3 separate regions of the Homo sapiens genome follow, and regions 1 and 3 are each linked to region 2. A link is a loop called in an ENCODE intact Hi-C map of the cell type or tissue named here. Cell type or tissue: A673. All regions are shown on one strand.

Region 1 (2,500 bases), 81 kb after region 2:
AAACAACACAAAGGAATAACAGTCCTCTAGATACGGTTTGGTAGTGACAGTGAGCACAAAAAGAAATACAGAGTTTAAAAAAAAACTATAATTTGTCTCTTCATTTCCATTTTGATCAAGATCACTGCAGGTTATAAGAAGTCTCTAGAGGCTTGTGGTATGAATAGAAAGTGTGAGAACTGCTGATTTCTGTTAAAGCTGTTGGGGTCTAAGTTGAATGGGGTTGCTGAACTACCACATTACGTCACTTCTGGTTGTATCAAATTTATATTTACTAAGCACCACAAAAATTTCGTGGCAGACTACTTTCACCCACAGTCTAACACAGCAACATGAAAACTGAGAAAAAGATCCATGAACATGTGTAAGAAAATATAAACTGCTTGCTTTTTTACAAATCATTTCTGTCCCCAAACAAGAAAGATTATACAACAAAATAGCTTTTTCTGCTATGATAAAAGCTTTTCCCTCCCCCGCTCTTTTCTTCTCTCCTCTCTCTCTATTTAAAAAAAAAAAAATCTGATTTTATAAAAAACAGATCTGGAATTTGGGTGTCATGAGAAGAAAGAAGACAATAGATACCATAAATTTAAGGGCACTTGAAAAAATGTCTGGTTATAAACAAGTGAAGAATTCTGCTAGGAATCAAGTTGGGCAATTTAGTTCTTTCTTCTGTAAGGCACAAAGAATGTTAGAATTACAAAGGCAATAAATCATCCTTGGAAACTGAACCACAGTAGAATTCCTCCGTAAGTGTACACACAGTAAGCTCCCTTATAGACAGATTTTTTTTTTAACGTTAAAACTGCTGAAGGTCTTTTGTTAGTTAGTTTGTCAGATGGTTGGTGGGTGATTAAGTGAGTTATATGCTAAATAATGATCTTGAGTCACAACAAACTTTGACAGGCTTTCCCAGTAATCAATAATCAAATATTAAAATGCTTCAACAAACATTTATGCATTGTATACATGAAATACATTGCTACTAATTTTGTAAATAGTGAATTATCTTCTAGAGTGATTAGAATAAGAAAAGATGTATCTTATATTTACCTTCATTTTTACCATTTTCAACATTTCTTTCTGTGTGTAGATCCAGGTTTCTGTCTGATGTATTTCTTTTGCCTAAAGAACTTCCTTTAAGTTCTCTTATAGTGAAAGTTGGCTGATAATAAATTCTCTTTGTTTTTCTTACGTGTAAAGTCCTCATTCTTTATTTTTTCAGTAGTATATTAACTGGGCATTGATTTCTGGAGATGACCACATCTGGCTAATTTTTTTCAATTTTTTGTAGAGACTGGATCTTGCTATATTGCCTAGACTGATCTCAAACTCCTGGGGCTTAAGCAATCCTCCCACCTCAGCCTCTCACAGTGCTGCGATTAAGGGTGTGAGCCGTGGTGCTTGGTTGTGGCTTGGATAGCTTCTAATAAGAAGTCTGTTGCAATTCTTATTTTTGTTTCTCCATGTGTATGTCTTTTTACTTCTGGCTGCTTCAAGATTTTATCTTTATCTTTGGTTTTCAACAGTTTGAATACAATGTCACTAGGCCCTTCCTTCCTTCCTTCCTTCCTTCCTTCCTTCCTTCCTTCCTTTCCTTCCTCCCTTCCTCCCTCCTCCCTTCCTTCTTTCCTTCCTTCCTTTCTTCTTTCCTTCGTAATATTTATTCTTCTGAATGCTCTGAGCTTCTTGGATCTGTTATTTGAAGTCTTTTGTGACTTGGGGGAAACACTCAGCCATTATCTTTTCAAATATTTATTTGTTCTCTCCATTCTCTCTCTTTTCTCCTTCTGGGATTCCAGTTGCTCATATATTAGACCATATGACATTGCCCCACAGTTTTTGAATTCTCTGGCAGTTTTTTTTTTCTTTACTTTTTGTTTGAATCATTTCTTTTGATTGATCTTTACTTTTGTTACTACATATTTTTTGTTTCTGGCCATTTCTATATCATTCTCTCTTACAGTTTCCATTTCTCTGACAAAAATCCCTATATTTTCTTGAATGTTATCCACCTTTTACACTAGAATCTTTAACTATATTTTTATAGTTTGTTTGTTTTTAAATTCTCTACCTGAAGGCTCTAATGTCTTGGGCACATGTGAGTCTGGTTCTCTTGATTGCATTGTTTTTTGACAGAAAGTTGCTTTGTCTTGCATTTTTGTATGTCTCATAATTTTTGGTTGAATACTGAGGTATATAGTATTTATATCCAGAATTAGGCACACTCCTTTTATACTACACATTTAATGCAAGGAATTGACTCAGATAATGGGGTTTGGGTTGTGTTAGTGCTATATTTACCCCTAGCACACCACTGGCCTCAGATTTCTCTAGCATTATCTTGTGCTTTGGGTAGGGATTGGGTTTTCGGAGAATGTTTTTAATGTTCTTTTCAACCCTTGACTTTAGTCTTTTTCTGTGAGTCTAAACCTCAGAGAAGGTTTCCCTTCATCTTCTTTACTCTTTCCCATTGATAGACTGACACAACTTATTCAGT
Region 2 (2,500 bases):
TTCCTACTCCTTTTCTTCAAAGCTTCCTATTTCTTGAAAAGTCTAGAACTTGTATGAAAGTGAGATTGTAAAAACTTAAATAAGATTATCTATTCAACACTATTACAAGCTTCCAGTTTAGTTTGTTTTAAAACTTCTAGTCATTGACAGTCTTGAATAAATTAGCCTACAAGATCATAAATCAATATGCCTATTAATATTATAAATCAATTTAAAAACTGAGGCATTTCTGAAAAACTGTAGACACCAAATTGTGGGTCCTCACCCTATATACAGCAAACTCATAGATTTCAGAAACCTGTTTTTCCACTCTTTTCATCACTGTTTTTGGCATAACATCTTACAGCAAATTATAAAGATACTACTACTAAAAGGAGAAATAGTTGACAGCTTTGATTATTCAATTCATCAACAAATGCTGAGTAATGTCAAGGGGACAAAAGTGGAGTATTCCCTTTTTGTTATAATGAATAATAATTTTTTTGATGATTGAAACCAAATTGTACTCAACTCTGTCCTTCTGCAGGTTCTTGGAATAGCCCCGTGTTTATAGAAACACACACACACACACACACACACACAAGTTGAACTAAGCCAACTTAACAGGTAGAGAGGTTAAAGTAAACTTTAAACTCTCTAATTTGTAAGATTTATTCTTAGGATACCAAAATACAGATCAAAAAGCCACTTGGTGGCTGGGCAAGGTGGCTCACGCCTGTAATCCCAGCACCCTGGGAGGCGGAGGCAGGTCAATCACCTGAGGTCAGGAGTTCCAGACCAGCCTGACCAACGTGGTGAAACCCTGTCTCTACTAAAAATAAAAAAAATTAACTTGGTGTGGTGGCGCATGCCTGTGATCCGGGCTACTTGGGAGGCTGGGGCAGGAGAATTGCTTGAACACAGGAGGTGAAGGTTGCAGTGAGCCGAGATCACACCACTGCTCTCCAGCCTGGGTGGCAGAGAAAGGCTCCGTCTCAAAAAAAAAAAAAAAAAAAAAAAAAAAAAAAAAAAAAAGGCCACTTGGTAATATCTGGACTTATGAATTTTCATAACTCATAACAATGAACTTTTCCAAGCTGATTATGCCCTTTACTCAGCCTGGTTTGGCACCTTCTCTTTCAGAATACATCAATGCCTCCTTTGCATATAGACTAATTCATTCCTTCTTTGGGGAAAGTAGACCTTGAAACTCTTTGTAACACATCATGGCTATTGGTGTCCAATCAATGGGGGTAGACAAACATATATTGCAAGATAACTCACATTACTGTTTTTCTTATGAGCTAATCGAAGTAAAAACACTGAGAAATCTATTATTGAAAATTTTAGGTTTTTCATCTCATAAAATATTTTGTGATTGAAATAAATATTAAACGAACCACTGAGAGGCAGTATAGTCCCCAAAATTATTTTTTCTTCTCATGAAAAGACAGGCATACTTTGAAACCAAAGCGTACCAATATTGCTGTCAAATATTTTAATGTACATAAGAGAAGAGAAAATCACCAGCCGTATCTCATTCTTCTGACTTGTTTTAACCAACCAGAAAACTAGCCATTTTAGAAACAGAAACTTGAAAACTAGAAAATTGAAAACTACAGTATTAAGAAAAAATGGTTTCACAGCAAGATCATAAAGTGTGTTTATATTTTTAAGGGAACAGTAAGGAATGAATCTAAAGATCCATTTGTTAGGGATCTTATTTTAACCAAGTGTCTATTTTTGGTAAGTAATTTTACTAAAACAAATTCAATGGAAAAATTCAGAAGCAAGGGTTAAATGATCCACTGTGAAGGTATAAGACAGATTTGTAAAACTAAACAAAAGCAAACTCATAGTAAAATATTTCAGTTGAACCGACAGAACTTTTTTGGTTCCTGCTCCATCTGCAGATGATACTAGTCCCTCACTGTGCCACACATCATGTGGCCTCTGTGGAAAACAACAACAACAACCACACACAAAAAAAAAAACAGGACACATGAAGCATTTTACAAAAATAAATATTTTTCTCTTGCAATATTTTGCAAAAAATGTCCAGGTTTCAGAATAACTGTCTATTTAAAAATATATATATAGAAGGTACTTAAAGTAAAAACCCATAAAGAAACAAAAAATGTTACCAAAGTTAGTCTGTTCAAGGTTGGAAAATAAAAATTCATTCACTTGATTTTTATATCTGCAAGGGTCAAAGGTCATCATATATCTCTAGTTATCAGTATTTCAAAAGTCAGAGAGGTAGCAACTTAAGAAAGGGCTCAAGGCTTCACTACTGAGGAATTAGTGCTCTGTGGGATGTTTTGCTCTTTAAAGTTTATCTGAGGATATAAAGTATCTTTCTTCCCAACTGTTATCTGAGGTGTGTAACCACAATGGCAGCAGAGCAAGGTGTCCATTTTGCCCACTCAGTGTCTGTTTCTGGTCATTTCATCTCCAAAGTGAAGATTTAACCACACAAATTTGTTTAGCTATTTTCTAATTCAGTATCACTAATTTGATG
Region 3 (2,500 bases), 260 kb before region 2:
ACTGAATCAGAAACTCTGGGTATAGGCCCAGAAACGTGTGTTGACAAGACTTCCAGGGGACTCTGATCAGCGAACATGTGAACAGTAGGAGGTTTCAGCAAAAGGAAAGCTCAGGATAGAAACCTTGCACCAACATGGGCTGTCTTTTGGTGTGAACATATATAGACATGTTTTTGTGCTTCCCTGGGGGTGCTGAAGAAGGCTGATGAGAGCCAAGAACCAGCAGGCCTGGAATGGCCCACAATGGTGAGGAGTAAATGTGCCAAGAGCAGAAACTGCAAGTAATCTCTTAAACTATGGGCTGGTGGAGGAGAGCATGACTGAGACTCAAGGTGTATTAGTTTGTTCTCACACTGCTAATAAAGACATACCTTAGACTGGGTAATTTATAAAGGAAAGAGCTTCAATGGACTGACAGTTCAGCATAGCTGGGGAGCCTCACAATCATGGTGGAAGGCAAAGGAGAAGCAAAGGCATGCCTTACATAGTGGCAGGTAAAAGAGCTTATGCAGGGGATCTCCCATTTATAAAACCATCAGATTTCGTGAGACTTATTCATTACCACAAGAACAGTATGGGTGAAACTGCCCTCATGATTCAATTATCTCCATCTGGCCCCACCTTTGACACGTGGAGTTTATTACAAGTCAAGGTGAGATTTGGGTGGAGACACAGCCAAACCATATCACAAGGGGTTGGCAGCATCCGAAAGCGACAAGGAGGGGCCAAGGCAGCAACACGGTGGGCCACCCACCCAGTCTAGCAAAGAGCCAGCAGGCAGGGCTGGCCCAGCAAGCTTTCTGCTCTACTCAGGTGTTCTCCTGTGAGGTAGAAAGGGAAGCAGAGAAACAGCACTTACAAAGATGTTGAAGCTTACATTCTCTGAATATTTATATAATTTTCAGCTGCTTAATTTAGAAGAAGAAGTAACTGTCATACTATCTTCCTACGCAAACCCTGACCAGCTGAGAGTCCATGTATAAGCTACAGTTACATTTTTAAAAAAAGAAGAGAAACAATTTTACAAATCTGTATTAGTGCATATATTTCAACACAACAACATAAATCTACCTGATCCATTTCATTATTTGCTTATTTAGAAACTATTTCAGAATAAAAGATTATTATTTCAGATTCCCTTGTCAGATAGCCTGGAAAATGTGAAGACTGCTTAGGGTTTTGAAACATTCACTTTGAAGTCGTCAGAAATGTTGCAGTGACAATTTTAAAACCACTTGAGGGCAGTAAAAGCACATTTCTTAACTGTACATTGCAGATGATTTAACCATAACCTCCAAAATTAAAGACTTGGCCAGAATACCTTATCTGCATTTCTAACTTTGTCTAGAGTTATGCCCCCACCCCCATCTGCCAGGTTTATATTCCTAGTTTCTCAAATTTAAGTAGAACAAGAACAAAAATTTAAAGCACACATTCTGTTTTTGGTTTCTTTCATAAGCAATATTTTTGCTGTGGCTTATAATTGATGTATTTCAGAGACATGGCTCAATTAAGTCACAAGTTCAACTTCTTTACCTCAAATGTATGTATATTTCAACATCAATTCATATATGTGAGCATGAATGTTTGTGTGTGGATATGTGTGTGTTTACCCGGAGAGATTTGAGTATATAAATAAAAATAGTCGTTATCATTATAGTGAATAAGAAGAACTCTTTTGGGCACATTTATAAAGGTACTTTACTCTTTCCCATCACAGCCCTGCAAATCCACTGTCTTGGCATCTTCTTCATCACCACCTTGAAAAAAATCTTGGGCAAGTCCCATAAATTCTCAGAAATTAAAAGAAGAAAGGTTTCCTAGTTACCTTTCCCCCCTAAATTGTTTCATTTCAGTAATTAAATCACCTATCTCTGTGTAATACTTAAAATTGCTAACTTCACCTAAAGTTAAACTTCTTCCCTTTATTTTGTCTGCTTCCCACCAGAAGTCTGCAGTGGGGAGAAGTGGTGAGGTGGTCACACACATTCTGGTCCATGTCCCTACCAAGTTTCTACTCTTCTTCCCACAAGGCTGCCTCTGACTTGAGGGTTCAAGAGAAGAAGAGGAAAGAGGTAAAGAGCAGAAGGTGTTTTCTTTCACCAATACCTCTGCAATCTGACATTCATTTGGTGGGTTGGGGGGCACTGCGGCAGTAGTTCAAATCTGCCCATTTCTCTTGTGGTCATTTTTGAGGGCTTTTGTGAGCTGTGTGACTGCACAACCAGGTCAGGGCCAACTTCATGGGTGTGAGCCCTATGTAGAATCTCAGGACCACAGGCTTAGAGGGGTCCCAGGCTTGGTTTAATGCTCTGTTGTTGCCTCTGCATTTTTAAAATAATTTTTGATCAAGAGACCCTGCATTTTCATTTTTCACTGGGCCCCAGAAATTATACAGCTGGTTTTGACTGAGCCCCTTCAACAGCAGCTTTACTGCAGGACAGTGCTTCTTTTTCAGCTGATAATTTATAATCTCCCTCTGCCTCTCGGGTCAGATTTT

Evidence for each region. A loop is a pair of places that touch in the nucleus more often than their neighbours do. Peaks named below come from ENCODE experiments on the same cell type or tissue, not always from the same donor. Only the 100,000 strongest peaks of a DNase experiment are listed, where the experiment ranks them.
Region 1: a loop joins it to region 2, with 7 times the contacts of the local background. A loop is called at or near these places in 2 of 110 quality-filtered maps.
Region 3: it touches region 2 in a loop (2.7-fold over the local background); 7 of 110 quality-filtered maps call a loop at or near these places.

What each region holds. Positions count from the first base shown.
Region 1 is chr3:151,578,971-151,581,470 of GRCh38, reverse strand. All of the region lies in intron 1 of LINC02066 (long intergenic non-protein coding RNA 2066), which reads right to left. It also overlaps a transcript of IGSF10 not described here. Among named protein-coding and RNA genes, the nearest start is that of MIR5186, 14 kb to the right of the region's middle. RefSeq lists a silencer at 1,293-1,493. In A673, no CTCF peak of the experiment used is centred here; DNase peaks (open chromatin) are centred at 200, 710, 1,530 and 1,690; H3K4me3 peaks cover 424 bases; H3K27ac peaks cover 2,500 bases.
Region 2 is chr3:151,659,978-151,662,477 of GRCh38, reverse strand. No RefSeq gene overlaps it. Among named protein-coding and RNA genes, the nearest start is that of AADACL2, 73 kb to the left of the region's middle. In A673, a CTCF peak has its summit at 1,347; a DNase peak (open chromatin) is centred at 1,407; H3K27ac peaks cover 923 bases.
Region 3 is chr3:151,917,190-151,919,689 of GRCh38, reverse strand. All of the region lies in intron 1 of AADACL2-AS1 (AADACL2 antisense RNA 1), which reads left to right. Among named protein-coding and RNA genes, the nearest start is that of AADACL2-AS1, 9.7 kb to the left of the region's middle. In A673, a CTCF peak has its summit at 1,229 (motif pointing right); a DNase peak (open chromatin) is centred at 1,239.